3 separate regions of the Homo sapiens genome follow, and all the other regions are linked to region 1. The links are chromatin loops, found by intact Hi-C in ENCODE. Cell type or tissue: PC-3. All regions are shown on one strand. Region 1 has its middle 60 kb from the start of LINC03050. Region 2 overlaps LOC105369167 (a long non-coding RNA gene). Region 3 has its middle 11 kb from the start of LINC03050.

Region 1 (5,000 bases):
ATGAGGCTTTTCCTGATCTGCACGAGTGGGCTCTCCCCTCCTCCTGCATCTGACATCCCTGCCACCACCCACTGATTGGGTTGAATGATTTGATGGGGCATTCATCAGGAGGTTTGGGTGTCCCCGATGAGTAAATACACTTGCTGTTATGAGCCCCATACATAAAAGGGAAAGTATCACATTTTTCTCTGAATTCTTGAGGAAATTGCTCTCATATACAACACCAACCTTTGGCTGCGTGACAGAGATGGAGTGTTGTTTGCATGCCATTATCAGGCTGTAAAGTCTGGTCAGGGCTGCCTTTTCGGAGTTTCCAATCTTTTGGGATCCTGGGAGGGTCACCCTGCGGGTCAGGTTTGTTTAGTCTGGTCCGTAATGGTGTAAAGTGGCCTTGACTGTTGAGCCTCCCTAAATAATGCCCTATCTGTTTGATACTTCAACAGTCCCTCGGAGTTGTATATATGTTTCACTTTCTAATATTCGAAGCTGAATTGGATTTCATTGTTAATAGATGGGAAATTGTTTCTAAAAACAACCTCATCTTGCTTTGAAAGTTAGCCAGAGTTCAGAGGGCCCCTGCATTTTAACGGGTGATCTATGTTTTCTCTGGGAAAATCATAGAGCACTTCTGTGTTTTTGTATGCATGTTACTCACTCTGCAGCTTTTTAAAGGGATTCATCTGAACATATGCCACTTTAAAAAGCTTTTTATTAAAATATAATGTACATATAGATAAGACAGCACATATAATAAGCATACAGTGAATTTTAATGAACTCAATACATTGTAGCAACTGGCCCCAGATTAAGAAATAGAACATCATCAGCACCCCAAAAGCCCCCTCATGCCTCTCTATGGGAACATATACTATTTTAAATTTCTCTTATTTATAATTTATTCAAGGTTTTCTGTATTGCACCTTATTCTGTTTTTCTCAATGGTGTAACATTCCCTGAATCATCATATACAAATAAGGGAAAAGAACTTGTCTGATCTGCTGGGTCATAATAAACAGTACCTATCTAGAATCCTTCAATATGGCATTGTAATGTCCTATGGAGCTTTGTAAATTCATCAATATCTTGCCAAAATGGAGTTCATTTTTATAAGAATCCCTCTAGGTGCTCAAAGCTTGCTTCTTTATCTATTAGACACAAGAAAAGCCTGGTTTCACAGATGAGTCTAAATAGCATTGGTCTACCTAGCTCACATCCTAGTTTTGTGAAATACTATCTTTATTTAATTTAATTTATTTTATTTTTTTGAGACAAGGTCTCACTCTGTCACCCATGCTGGAGTAGAGCGGCACGATCTTGGCTCACTGCAGGCTCCACCTCCCGGGTTTAAGCAATTCTTCTGCCTCAGCCTCCTGAGTATCTGGGACTACAGGCGTGCACCACCACGCTCAGCTAATTTTTGTATTTTTAATGGATATGGGGTTTGGCCATGTTGGCCAGGCTGGTTTCAAATTCCTGACCTCAAGTGATCTGCCTGCCTTGGCCTCCCAAAGTGCTGGGATTACAGGCATGAGCCGCTGTGCCCAGCCCTTGTTTTGTGAAATACTATCAAACCCACTTTATGAATGTTAAGTAATTAAGTCCTTCGGGGTAGAGAAAATAGTGGTGGAAGAAAGTTATTCATTGCAAACATTTTTGCTCAGAGGCTTTTGGAAGTAAATAGGTTCTCCTCCCCAGTCCAGCTATATTTCAAAAGGAATCTTGTTCGAAGCCCTATAATTGGACTTCTCCCCTCCTTTTTAAAAGTAGTTCAATTTCTTTCTTCCCAAGCTCCTCAGCTCCCAGAGCAGCTTTCATTACGGCAACATAAATAAAAAGTGACATAAAATTATACAGCCCTGTGTAAAGTAGTTTAAGGAAAATGTCTTTTATGGCAGCTTTTATGGTTTCACCAATTAGTTATTAGATTTTCTCCATTTTTAATTCGCTGTCCTGCATGTGCGTTCTGAAAGGTTTCTTCCCCCTTTCATCTCTTAGTAGTAACAGGGCTGGGGGGCGTTGAGCCCCTGTTTAGCTGACTTTCTTGTTTCATGAAGGCTTTCATGACAGCCTGTTGCTAGATGTGGGCAGAGCAAGTCCCTTGGGAGAGAAGCCAGCATTGAGCCATTCTGTGAAGTGAGCAGAGTTTCACCCTCTTCCTGTATGAACACTCAGTGTCCTGTGTCCCGCTGAGGGTAGCGGCAGGCTGGCTGCAGGATCCCGTCACAGCAGGTGGACCTTAAGCTGATAAATCCTGAATTTTTAGTAACTTTCCAAACATTCCTGGGGAGTGAGAATAACAGAGATTTACTCCTGCCAAAATTTAATCATGCAGAAAAAGCAAAATTTAGAACAGCGTATAGATTATTTTTTAATGCGACTGCTTGACAGCGGAGAACAAGGAAGTTGAATACTTGGTGCAGCCGAGTCTAGACCGCTGCAATTTGATTCATTTAGGGGAATTGTATTAGGTTTTCATTTTGGCTTGGGCTGGGCTGTATCTGTTTGGAAGTGCATGATGTCATCGTATCAAGCGTGTCACAGCCAAGGCATTCTGGTATTTATGTTGACTTCAGATCTAGCCCAGAGTACATGGGAGGCTCAATTTATTGCTACTTTAACTTTGTTTAGTCATGGAGAGGCTTTATTTATGTTGGTAAATTTCAAACAGTGGCCAAAATTAACCGCACAATGAAAAGGCCTGCCAGATTCATCATCGATAAATCATCTTGTTGCTGAGTTTCTTTAATTAAGGAAAAACTCCGTCTGTGGATCCCTGTGGTTGCTGGAAGGAAAGGAGGGTGGGGAGTACTTTGATTAATCCATCTATCAGCCTGGCTTTGGAAAGTGAGTCTCCTGTTTTTGATTGTAGCTGGGCAAAGACCTAAATAAAAATTTATCTTGTCAAAACCTATGGGCTAACTGAAAGCAAATAAAGAAATTTTATGGCATCCACATAAAGTTAAATAAATAACGAGAAAGCGTAGTACGTCCTACAGACATTTTTCAGTACAGTACGTGGCTCTGTTCTTTGGGGAGAACTCATTAACTTAAAAAAAATTACCTTTAATGGGCCACTCGTTATCGTCATCATCAAATGCTTCGCTTGTCTAATGTTCCAGTGTTTAATGCCTGATTAAAACTGAAGATGGGGGCTCATGGCTTGGTGCTGTTGGAACTACCCAGGATAGAATGCATGGCAAGTGGGGCTTCTAAAGGGTAAAATATGGACGTTGCAAACAGCACTGCCAGTATCGGGGAGAACTTTTTAAATGGATCCCTCTGGAAGGTAACTGACCTTCCTGCAACATAATGTTGCAGGGGAGGGCAACAGGGTGAAGCTTTTCGTGTCTGAATGAACAAGGGACTTCATCTCTGGTTGAACTTATCTTTCATGTGGGGGCTTCTCTCTGCTGGAAAAAGTCTAGAAAAATATATTGGGATTGAAAACCTCTTTTCATCAAATGTGGTTTAAGCAGACTTCTCTCTGGGTTCGGTCTCATGGTGGAATGCATTTTATTTCTAGGTTAAAAAAAAGTCCTTGAATCAGACAAAAGACAACAGGTAGTGATGGAGAAGGCCCATTCTCATACTAGCACGTGCTTCACAGTATTTGCTTTTTCTTTGTAGGTTATGGAAAGGAGGCTCTCTTGATACCAAGCTTCAGGATCCACCCACAGGAAAAGGTGATTTCTCAAGTGTCGAGTCTTGGCGTACGATGCATTAGGCAATCAGCCCCTGCCTGTTTGATGGAGTTGTACAATAAACATGGGCTTGGGGGAATCAAGAACATTTCGAGAAGCATCTCTGGTGGAATCCTGATGCTGGAGGCCTCTACTTTGGGATGTGACATTTTTGGGTTGGCTGACTAAAGCTGTTCCTGGAGGTCAGCTGGTGGTTTTGCAAGTTCTTGGCTTTTTCCTGCATTCTGTCATTGTGCCTTGACTTTTTTAGTGGGGCGGGATTCCCCATGACTGAGGATGGTGGTTGTGGTGATGGTGTGAACAGTGAGACTGCCCTCTACCTCAGGTTAGGAGATGTGGGAATGAGACAGAGATGGAGGGGTATGTTCTGGCTTAATCAACTGGATCAGCTTCACTAAACTGGGTAGGTTTCAAGCATTCCTAGACACCAAAGCCTACTCCTTAAATCTGCAATGCAATGTTGGTGATTTTAGCCTTCTGGAAGACCTTTCCTTAGGTTAATGAGACAACAATTTGCTTAAATGTGGGACAATTTCAATATAGAAGTCATAATCTGGGCCATGGAATTTGGTCATAGGTTGATAGAAGATTTCTAGCCACTTCATAATAATAACTATATCTTATGCATTTTTTAATCTTCTTCATTAGTTCCAAGATATAGTTTAAGGCTCTCTTGGAGTCACCTTAGTTTGCCTTTAGTGCATCAGAAAGGACACTTTGATTTATCCCAGCATGGAGGTCAGAGGTTAACAACAGGACAACAAGCATATACTAAGCTCTTGCCATGGGTGTAGCAAGTGCGGTGCAGTGTGCAGACTCCATAGAATCCTGTCATGGCCTTTGCCCAGAAGAGGCTTCTGATTTTGCAGAGGTAGGATTTATATAACTGTTAGATTGAAAGTGAGGACTTCTGCAGATGCAGTTGTAAAATGTTGTCATCCTTTCCTTCTAAGCCTGGGCTGTGGGGTTAGCTCTCCATTCCCTGGGTCAGATCTAGAGAAAGTTCCATCACTTTTCTGGCTACTCCAGGATCTTTTGTTTGCAAAAATGTTTGTAATTCAATATTATCACAGTGGTTTTCAACCCAGGTGGCCCATCAGAATTGCCCGGGCAGCTCTTAAAAAATATTGATGCCTAGGCTACCGCCAAGACCAGTGAAATAAGAATCTTTGGTGATTGGAAAAAAAAATCTTTGAGGATGAAGCCCAGACATCAGTATTTTTAAAGCTTCCCAGGAATTCCAGATGGATAGACAGGGTTGAGAACCACAGAAATGGAATGTGCAATTCCAGATAAATC
Region 2 (5,000 bases), 67 kb after region 1:
AGCCAGTTAATGTATATTTATTTATATATCTAGATAATTATAAATATTAGAGACTATATATAAATGCTTTAATTTCTCTTTATTAAAATAAAAGCAAATATAAAAATATCACCTAGAAGATAATATAGTACAATAATAATTATGTGGTAATCTGAATCTATACCTCCAGCTAGCATCATCAAAATCTAAGATGGAAGCTCTGGGAATGGGTAGGGTGAAGGAATGGGTGGAAACAGTATGAGTGGAAATGAGGGCTGGGATGGATTTCAAGGCATCTGACTTGGACTACTAATCATTTGAAACTGGGGTTTGTTTATGCCCTGAAAATGAAATGTTATTAGTCAAGTGAGGATGATTATTATTTTAGGTAATGCTATTCCTTAAAATATTTAGCTAAGTGACTTCATGGCTTTTAGGCAATTACATAATTTCTGCATTTTGTTTGTTTTTGAGCCTGGTTGTCTCTGAGTTCCTGTTTTGGTGCTAATCTTCAGTGTGTGTTTCTGAAAGTAACCATGATGACAGGAAGCATATTTTTCTGTATGCCTATGACTGGTGTCTGACTACCCTACTGGTACTAGAGATTAAAAGACACTTTCCTGTAATTAATATTTTCCCCTGTGTTTTGTCTGAAAGTCGTTAAGTTGAAGCTGGAATTATAGATGTGTGTACATCTCTCTTTAAGGAAACACACAAAACAAATGGGAATTTACCAAATGATATCATTCTCCACTGACTGGATTTATATATGACACTTCTTGAATGTACTTTTCTCATAATGTGGGGGCACACCTGCATTGGAAATAGCTTCTTTGAGAAATGTTAGATGTTGCAATTTGGTAATATCTTAAGTGTGAATTTGTGTGTGTGTGTGGGGGCAGGGGGGAAGGGAGGATAAGGAAGGATTCACAGTGTTCAGAAGAGGACTGATGAGGCTCCCTCCATGAGCAGGCTAGTAGCGCAAAGCCTAATCAACACTTCTGTGAGGAAGTTAGCAGCCTTCCTTCTGACCTGACTGCTTCCGCTTCTGGTGGTGGCAGCGCTGTCAAGCCTCATTACTGGAAAGTTCATCTTGTTAAATTTCCACTTAGAGCAGGGGATGTGTTAGAAGATAGCTCAGACTCTGTGGCCATTATGACATCAAACTCAGACAGTGACATTCCAAGTGGTAGTCAAGGAGTTTTGTTTCTAGCTTCATTGAAAAATGTGAACATTGGCTGGGCACGGTGGCTCACACCTGTAATCCCAGCACTTTGGGAGGCCGAGGTGGCTGGATCATTTGAGGTCAGGAGTTTGAGACCAGCCTGGCCAACATGGTAAAACCCTGTTTCCACTAAAAATAACAAAAACAATTTAGCTGGGCATGGTGGTACATGCCTGTATCCCAGCTACTTGGGAGGCTGAGGCAGGAGAATTGCTTGAACCTGGAAGGTGGAGGTTGAAGTGAGCTGAGATCGCACCACTGTACTCCAGCCTGGGCAGTGGAGTGAGACTTCTTCTCAAAAAAAGAAAGAAAAAAAAAAGAAATGTGAACATTAATAAACAACTTAAGAAGTCACTGTATCTGCATACTACTGGATTAGATTTAACAGACGCAATCTTGGCTGAATAATGAAAGGAGTTTGGCATGAGTTCCAGTGTCAAAGCAGAAGTAAAAGCAAAACCAGTGATGGGCATAGGCTTGAAATATAATATATTAATACACTCACCAGGTAGTGCTGCATTAATAAATAAACTCAGAAATCTTAGGGAGTGAAGGCAACAAAGGCTTATTTCTTGCTTGCATAAAGTCCTATATGGGTTAGGCGATTCTCTGGGCAGCACTCCCTCTGTCTTGTTATGCTGCCATCTCAACAGGTGGCCTCCAGGGTTGCCAAGGCAAAGGACTAGAGGTCACTTCCTTATGCTGTGGCCCAGGAGAAACTCATATGACTTCTGCATACATTTCACTGGCTATGACTAGTCACATAGTCATACCTAACTGCAAGAGACCTGGGGAGTGGAGACTTCCTGAGTGACAGGAGGAGAGAAGGGTATAGGTGAGCACTAGAAGCCTTTACCACACATAGGAAGCGAGTGTGTATGGTCAGCATGGAATCGGGAATGGCCAGAGTCTGATGTTATTAATATTCAGCATGAGATTAATTTATATTGAACCTAATAATATCTTAATACATTTGTAAAAATAAATCAGCCTCTTTGGTTACCTTCCTTGGCCACTGGCCATGCCTTAGTAGGATTATCTACTATTAACATCCGGGTTCCTTATTCCAGTCTGGCCCATCTGCCTAACGTCCTGGCATCCTCCCTGCCTTGCAAGGGTCATCCCTCACTCTGTTTGTGAAACCCATAGCTGCATGGCACAGGCGGTAAGGGTGTGGTGAGACCTTACCAGGGCATGCTTCTCAACACCAGGAAGTACTTTTCTGATGTCATTGTTCTAGACATGCTGACACAGGCCCTACATAAGCAGAGAGGGCCCCCACCTTCCTCTCTGGTGAACGTCTATTGCTTCTCTGTATAGTGTTGTTGGTTGAAAGAGTGGTTTTAGGAGATAGACTGTCTAGGTCCAAATCTCGTCTCTGTCATTAGCAAAGAATGAGACCCTGAGCAAGGGACTTAACTTCACTATGCCTCAGTTTCCTCATCTGTGGATATAATAATAACACCTTCCTGTTAGAGTTGTTGTGATGATTAAGTGAGTTAATACATGAAAAGTGCTTAGAATAGTGCCTGGTGAGTGGAAAGTGATTAAAAAACATCAGCTATGATCACTCTACTTCAAGACTCAGTTCAAATGTAACTGAAACTTCCCTAAACTTGCTTCTTTTCTGGGTGCCTTCAGCACTCAGCAAATGTCTCTGTTATAACATTTATCATGGTATATAATAATTGTTAATTTACCCATTCTTCTCTCTCGTTAGACTGTGATTACTCAAGGGCAATGTACTGCTCACCATTTACTCTAGTCCTTGACAGAGTGTCTGACATAGAAAATACATTACCAAATGTTTTCTGAATTGATGGGCAGAGCCAGGGTGGTAGAAATTGCTACAATTCACCAATATACAGTTCTTTTGTCCTTCCTGTGCACAAAGCAAAGCTATGTTTCCCAGCTCCCTATGCATCTAGATGAACCACATAACTGAGTTCTGGAATGTGAGCAGAAATGATGTGTGCCACTTTTCAGGCTTGTCATAAACTCAATGCACAACCTTCCATGAGCTCCTTCTCTCCCTTTCATTCAATTGGCTGGATATGGTAGCATTTTAAGATAGAACGAGCCCAAATCTCTGAGTCACCGCTTGGAAGAGAGGGACCTAGACTTTAAAATTGTGTCAAGCTTTTGAAATCTGAACCTGTTTGTTATAGCAGTGAGTGTATTTACCTGGCTAATAAAACAAGAATCTGGACACAACATTTTTTTCTGCAGGTTTCATGGCATGATATGGCTCAATCCACAGACAAAGGCTGCTGAGCCCAGAACAGCTTATTGGACGAGCCCCTATGAGAAGCAGAAATGTATAGAAGCAAACTGAACCCAAGGAAAGATTGGTGATACTTTGGGAGGGATGACAGAGGAAGGGGAAACACACTGTCCATCCCTGTCCCAGCAAGGAGCCAGCTCCCATTCGGCAGTCCCTCTGAACATCTAGGTAGCTTCCCCCTTCTTTCTGTCCAGTTGTGAGCAGCCACCAACTATGATGCCCCTCTTCCAGCAGGCTTTGCTTTCACATCACAAAGCATCATCCTGAGAAACAATTACAGTTCTTTTTAGAGTTCTGGTTCCTTCATAGGTACCTATTGTCCTAATAAATGGAATTCCTTGGAACACAAAAGCATTTATTTCCTCTTTTAGCTAATTTAATTTTTACAGCTCTGGTGAAAAAATATTTTATGTTTTTACTCAATGTGATTTTAAGATAGCTTATTCTTGGATTCAATTTTGTTTTCATTTTCTAGAAAATCAATTTAATTCACAGAAGGTTCATTCATTTAGTGGCTTTCCTTGCACATGGTTAATGCTTAAGCATTTGATCAAGCATTCCTCTTAGCAATATCTTTACAAGGTTCAACCGGAGAAGGTGTTAGATGGGGGAAATCCTCTACATTTGGGCAAAGCCTCTTTCCTCTGGACTAATTGAAATGGAAAATCAGTCTGAATTGGTGAAATTGAATTGCAAACTATTTTTCAAGGAGATTCCTGTGTGATTTCAAGTTGCTCAAACTAAACTTAGAAAAGGGCACACTAACAAAGCTTTTTAAGTTATCTCCATCTAGCTTCCTAGTGAAGAGGCTACATTGTCTGGGTAAATACCTGGGGTTCGTCATCTCATGCCAAGAAAATTTAGGACACGGACCCACATGAGGAGTTTAGGAACGGAGATTTAATAGGCGAAAGAAAAGGAAAGGAAAACAGCTCGCTCTCTAGAGTGACAGAGAGGAGACTTCTGAGAGGAAAAGGCCAGCTGGCGGCAGATGAGCCAGGTTTTATAGTCCGGCTTGAGGAGGCGTCGTCTGATTTATGTGGGGCTCACACATTGGTTCAATCAGGTGTGACGTTTACAAAGCATGTGGGTAAGGCTGGTCACCCCACCCTAATCTTACTATGCAAATGAACATTCCCCTTGGCTGGCGGCTTCATTTTGTCTGCTCCTTAATGTACACGTGGCTGGCCAAGAAGGGAAGATGGAGCCGCCATTTTCTAGCTGCCATGTCTAGTCCCAGGTAGTTCTTTCCTGCCGGCATTCACCGTGAAAGCTCCCAGCGTGCTTGTCTATGTCTGCAGCTCAACTTCACAGGCTGCTCTTTGTTAGAAAATGATTTGGGGCAGCTTTTCATTAAAAGAAAAACGTTACCAAGGACTTCTGGACTATCTGCCTAAGTAATTTCTTCTTAACTCCTGTATCACTAGTAGTTAGAATCTATATTTGTACCTATATATATCTTACAAAATTCTCTTGGGTTCTTGAAAACTCTTTGCTCTCAAGTCCTTTAAA
Region 3 (5,000 bases), 50 kb before region 1:
TGCAATTCCTACCCTCCATTTGTCTGTCTTCCCTGAGCTGGCCAAAGTAGGCAAGATGTAGTCCACACAGGAGTCAGAAGGCAGGAGGGTATCTTGGGCATGGGAGGCAGTCCCTTAAAATTCTGCCATGCTGTGGGAGCTGGATAGTCATGCTTGCATGCTGGTCATGAGGGGAGGTGATCAAGTGGCACTTTGAAGTTCCATAGGTGCTTCAGGACAGAACACTGGAATACACAGGTGTCTAGGTCTCACATTCTTATTTCCTGGTCCAGGTGTGACAGTCGATAAGCAGACTTTACATTTCGGTGTTTTCCTGCATAGTAGGTACAATCGGTGATGGGATTATTTTTCTCTCCCCCATTCATGCCTGCTTCTTTAAGATTTTAATATTAAGAATTGTTTTATGAAATTAATGTTAAAATACTACAGTGTTCTCTTCCCTGGGGGTGCAATAGACAGGTCGGTGTTCCTGGGATTCCTTCTGAGTGCCCATCATCCAGCCTCACTTCCCTTTGCCTCCACACTGGCCCCAGTGGCCTTCTTTGGAGGATGCCCATGGGCCCCTGGAGCTGCTTGGGGAAAGGTACAGAGAGCCAGAAGTGCCTGGGGGTTTACATTCGCTCTGAGGCGGCCAGTAGCGGAGAACCGAATATGGGAGTGACAAAGGTCAGTGGCCTTGCTTCAATGTGGGCCCATTTATGCTTTGGAATCTGGCAGAGGCTGGGCCGGAATCTCACCTGTGCTTGGCTTTTTCCCCATTTCTGTTCTGTTCCCCTCATCCCCTTTCCGTTTTCTCCTGGGAGCACTTTATTGATATATAACTGACAAGTGAATTGTAGTCTCCAGATCTGATTCTGGGGGACCCATTTTAAGATGGGGGTGGCAGAAGGTGGGGGGATGGCATGAGAGTGTAGATCGTAGATAATCCTAATCACAGCTGAAGTAAAGCTGCCCTGTGTGCACAGGATCCCTGCATAGAGGCCCATGGGATGACTGGAGTGCCCATTTACCCAGTAGGGCCTGGTGAGTAATAGCATGGGCCTGGGCTGCCTGTGTTCTCCAGAGGAGGACTAAGATGGGGGCTGAGAATCTGAGTGGGCCACAGTCATTTATGCAGCTCAGGCTAAACCACTTCTGGATGCTCGAGAGTTGGTTGCAGTTGATCTTTTCAGTTTCTAAGATTGGAAGTTGGCATCACCCATGAGATAGTCACGATGGCCTCCAAGGACAGGGAGATTTTGAGTGTGGCCTGACCCCTGCTCTGCTGTTCTCCCCAGTGCCAAGGTAAAGGGATTCATTTGGCTTTTCTTTCCCTTATGGAAAAGCCCAATTCACTGCTTTTCACTGTGGTTGCAGTGTGGAAGTACTCCTTCTGCATGAATTAAAAGGAAACAGAAGCAAGCATTTTCCAGAAATTCTAAGTTGAAATGAAAAACCTATTGGCTTTGGCTAAGTAGTTTATTTTCTCTTTCTTTCTCCCCCTTCCTTCCACCACCCTTTTTGGATTTTTTTTTTTAACACTATCATATGAGTCAGAATAGGTGTATCACTTTTAATTATTGTTGATTACCATTCATGTTGGAACAGCTACCTTGTAACGCCATCTCCTATCAGGAAATAAATGCCGACTTAGTGACCTGCGTGAGATAGCTAGCGACCCATCCCACTGGGGAGATGGCGGGCAGCCGCCTGGCGCTTGTTGAATTAAGAAGTGTGACTACAGTAATTAGCAGCAAGTATCCACCACAGGATAGAGCAAATTCAGGGCAGAGCTCAGTCGTCATACAGGTTGACCTTGGTGTGGGAGAAATGAGGGATTTGGGATTGGGGCCTGGAGGGTTGGGGCAGGGGTCGCGAGAAAGAAGGTCAGTAGCAGAAACCAATTTGACATCTCTGAGCTTTTGTAATAGGATTTACCCCAGGCTTGTAGACCTGGGAATTGTCGCCTATGTAAAAGCTTGTGGCCAATTCGGCAGCCCTGGAGTGTGTATTTGGGAATGGAAGGGTTAAGTCTTGACTGCTTTGCCTCTAGTATGTGCTTAATGGAACACAAACAAAAAGGAAGAGACATAGTGTTAAAATAGAACTGGGGCGCAGATTGAGATGATACGTGATTACTAGCAGTTGTACAATTTATGGAAAAAATGTGCATGCAGGTCTTTTAGGAAGTGTAAATAAAACAGATGGATTTATGGAAGGGGGAAGTAGGCTTTACACACCCAGCTCCTAGATCAACAAATGTTGCCCTTAAGGTAAATTTTTGAAAAATGTTCTAAGCTTATATTAGTCACACCCATTTATTTTTGGCATAATTTGTGCACTCTTTGGAAGTTGGCAAGAGCAGGAATGTTGGGGCCAACATTTGGTCTTGCTTCAGGAGTTTCTATGAATATGAATGCCTGAAGTTTACATAGGCTTATGCCGTCTCTATAGCAACGTGTGTTTGTTGTGAAAATCTAGCCTTTTAAAGTCAAAAATCCATATGTTAACCTCAAATTCAACACGCTATCTAATTCTGGTGTTTAAAAAACCCTTTTAGGACTGTTGCACTTTTAATATTGGATTGGATTGGAGGGTGAGTTCATGGGTGTCCCTGGACACACACACACACACACACACACACACACACACACAAACGCGTGTGCACACAAGGTCTGTGCAAGGCAGACCTCTTGCTTATGGAAGTTAACCTTCATGTGCCTCCAAATGGAGCTGGATGAGAGGAGCTTCAGATGATCATGGAGCTGCCCAGGGGAATCTGAGAGTCACGTTTGAAGCACCAAAGGAGAAAATGACTTGGTAGATTGTGCATTTTCCACTGGGTGTTTGGAACTTGGGGGAGACCTTGGGAGGACCATCAGGCTGGCTCTGGTCTTCCCCAACCTAGAGAACAGACAGCAGGCTGTAGGGAAACTGGCAAGAATGAGGCCGCAGAGCCCAAGGCACGGAAACTTATCTGTGCATCTTAGTACCTGTCAGATTTTCATATGGTTGGAATTGTTCTTGAACTTAATGGGGTTCTTGGTTGAACTCCAGTGAGATAACAGTTGTAGGTGGGAACCTGAATATATTTACTGCTCTCTTCAGGGGAAAGAACTAGCTTTTTGCAAAATTATGATGTCCTGTGCCCATAGTCTCTGGGTTCTGGTGTCCTGCATTTTTCAGGGATGCTCTTTCCCGAGACCCAGTGCTTCCTAAGATCCTCATGCTCTCCCCTCCCCAAACTGGCTCTCAGAATAGCATAGGCTCAACTCTTTTAGACTGATGTTTAAGAGGAAGAGAAGGAAGAGAAGTGGACTTGGAACAAAGATTGTGTTTCCCATTAGAATCTGGGGCCTACCTCTTAAGAGCGGCCATTGAACAATTTGCAGATACTCTTAAATCCTCAATTTTGGCATAAAGAAAACAACACCAGCTCAAATGAGATAATGGATGTGACAGAGCTTTGTAAATTCTCAGCTCCTATTCAAATGTGAGTTTATTATTACAATCACTTTAATAAGGGATGGCAAATAGTGTTCTACTCAGATCCTAGCTTTGCTCAGTGGGTTGTAGCTGCTTGCAGTGTTGTGCTGAGAAAGATTCTGAGATTCTTTCACAAGGAAGTGCGGAGATTGACTAGTGATGTCTGTCATGGGCACCAGAAGCCTGGAGGGGTCCTATCCAGTGTCAAGTGTTGGCACTTCGAGATCCATTTGCTTTTTAAGAGTGATAGAGAGTATGAAAAAAGGAGATAAATCTTTAAAGTAAAATTTTAGATATCAGTGTGTGGCAAAGGCATTGTTTTGAGGAAGTGAGCCTCTTAATGCCCAGAATCAAGCTTGTGTATAGTTCTGACTCTGTCATTGGAAGACAGTTCTAATGTTATTTCCCAAGGCTGTTTCCCTGGTTGTCTGGTTACGGAGGTGCTAATAATTGGGACATGTGTTTCTTTTTCCCTTTCTGTTGTCCCATTAATCACACTGTCTCTTTCATACATTTTGACCTTTGATAAGATTCAGCTTATCACTTGGCTCATTGTTGTTCTCTGTTGATCGCAACATGTACGGATTCTATATGTACAAATGTTTTAGCCATAGGTACAGATTCATCTGTGAAACTGTAAATTGCTTGAGGAAAGCAGTTATGTCCCACATTTTCTCTGCCCTTGATTCCTAGTCTAGTGTAGGACATATAATAATTTGCTAAGCAAATTCTGAATTGCTCAGTAAATTATTTTTCTGATTATATATTAATTTTGGAAAACTTGAAAAAATATAAATGAGTAAATAAAAAAAGATGTTAAAACATTAGTACTAGAATTAATTACCATGAACATTTTGGTAAGTTTCCTGCCAGCATTTTATTACATGTACATATTTACATATAAATTTTAAAATAATTTAGAGCATACTTTATAATTACATGATCTGGATTTTCCTTTTATGCTACATTATAAGTACTTCTCTGGATCTTTAAAAGAGTCTTGGCAAATATTAAAATACTTGAATTTTAATTTTAAAACTTCAACTATTTTTTATTAGTTTGTGATTTCAACAGTAACGCATGCCATTGTAAAAAAAAAAAAAGTTGAAGATATGAAAAGTAAATATCCTCTCTCCTCTTCTCTCCTTTTTTTCACTCAGTTGATGTAACTCCTTTTTAGCAATTTCTTATATTTCTATTCAGACATTAGTTTTGCATGTACAGGCACAGAAAACGTGGGTTCATATTATTCATACAGTTTTGCGACATTTTTGCACGTATTATATCTTGGACATCTTTTATGTTACTACATACAAATCCACCTTATTCTTTTAAACTACTGCTAGGTATTCCATTCTAGGAAAATCTCATCTTTAACCAAACTTCTATTGATAGCTATTTAAGTGATTTCCCTTTTTTATATATATTTTTTGAGACAGGTTCTCACTTTATTGCCCAGGCTGGAGAGCAATGGTGTACTCACAGCTCACTGCAGTCTCAACTTCCTGGGCTCAAGTGATCCTTCCGCCTCAGCC

The links. Peaks named below come from ENCODE experiments on the same cell type or tissue, not always from the same donor. Only the 100,000 strongest peaks of a DNase experiment are listed, where the experiment ranks them.
Region 2: it touches region 1 in a loop (4-fold over the local background); 1 of 110 quality-filtered maps calls a loop at or near these places.
Region 3: it touches region 1 in a loop (11-fold over the local background); 1 of 110 quality-filtered maps calls a loop at or near these places.

The regions. Positions count from the first base shown.
Region 1 is chr2:65,660,319-65,665,318 of GRCh38, forward strand. No RefSeq gene overlaps it. Among named protein-coding and RNA genes, the nearest start is that of LINC03050, 60 kb to the left of the region's middle. RefSeq lists an enhancer at 2,112-3,311. In PC-3, no CTCF peak of the experiment used is centred here; a DNase peak (open chromatin) is centred at 2,603; H3K4me3 peaks cover 1,986 bases; H3K27ac peaks cover 1,939 bases.
Region 2 is chr2:65,727,066-65,732,065 of GRCh38, forward strand. All of the region lies in intron 2 of LOC105369167 (a long non-coding RNA gene), which reads left to right. Among named protein-coding and RNA genes, the nearest start is that of LINC02934, 61 kb to the right of the region's middle. In PC-3, no CTCF peak of the experiment used is centred here; DNase peaks (open chromatin) are centred at 1,946 and 3,306; H3K27ac peaks cover 2,074 bases.
Region 3 is chr2:65,610,550-65,615,549 of GRCh38, forward strand. No RefSeq gene overlaps it. Among named protein-coding and RNA genes, the nearest start is that of LINC03050, 11 kb to the left of the region's middle. In PC-3, no CTCF peak of the experiment used is centred here; a DNase peak (open chromatin) is centred at 2,302; H3K27ac peaks cover 1,441 bases.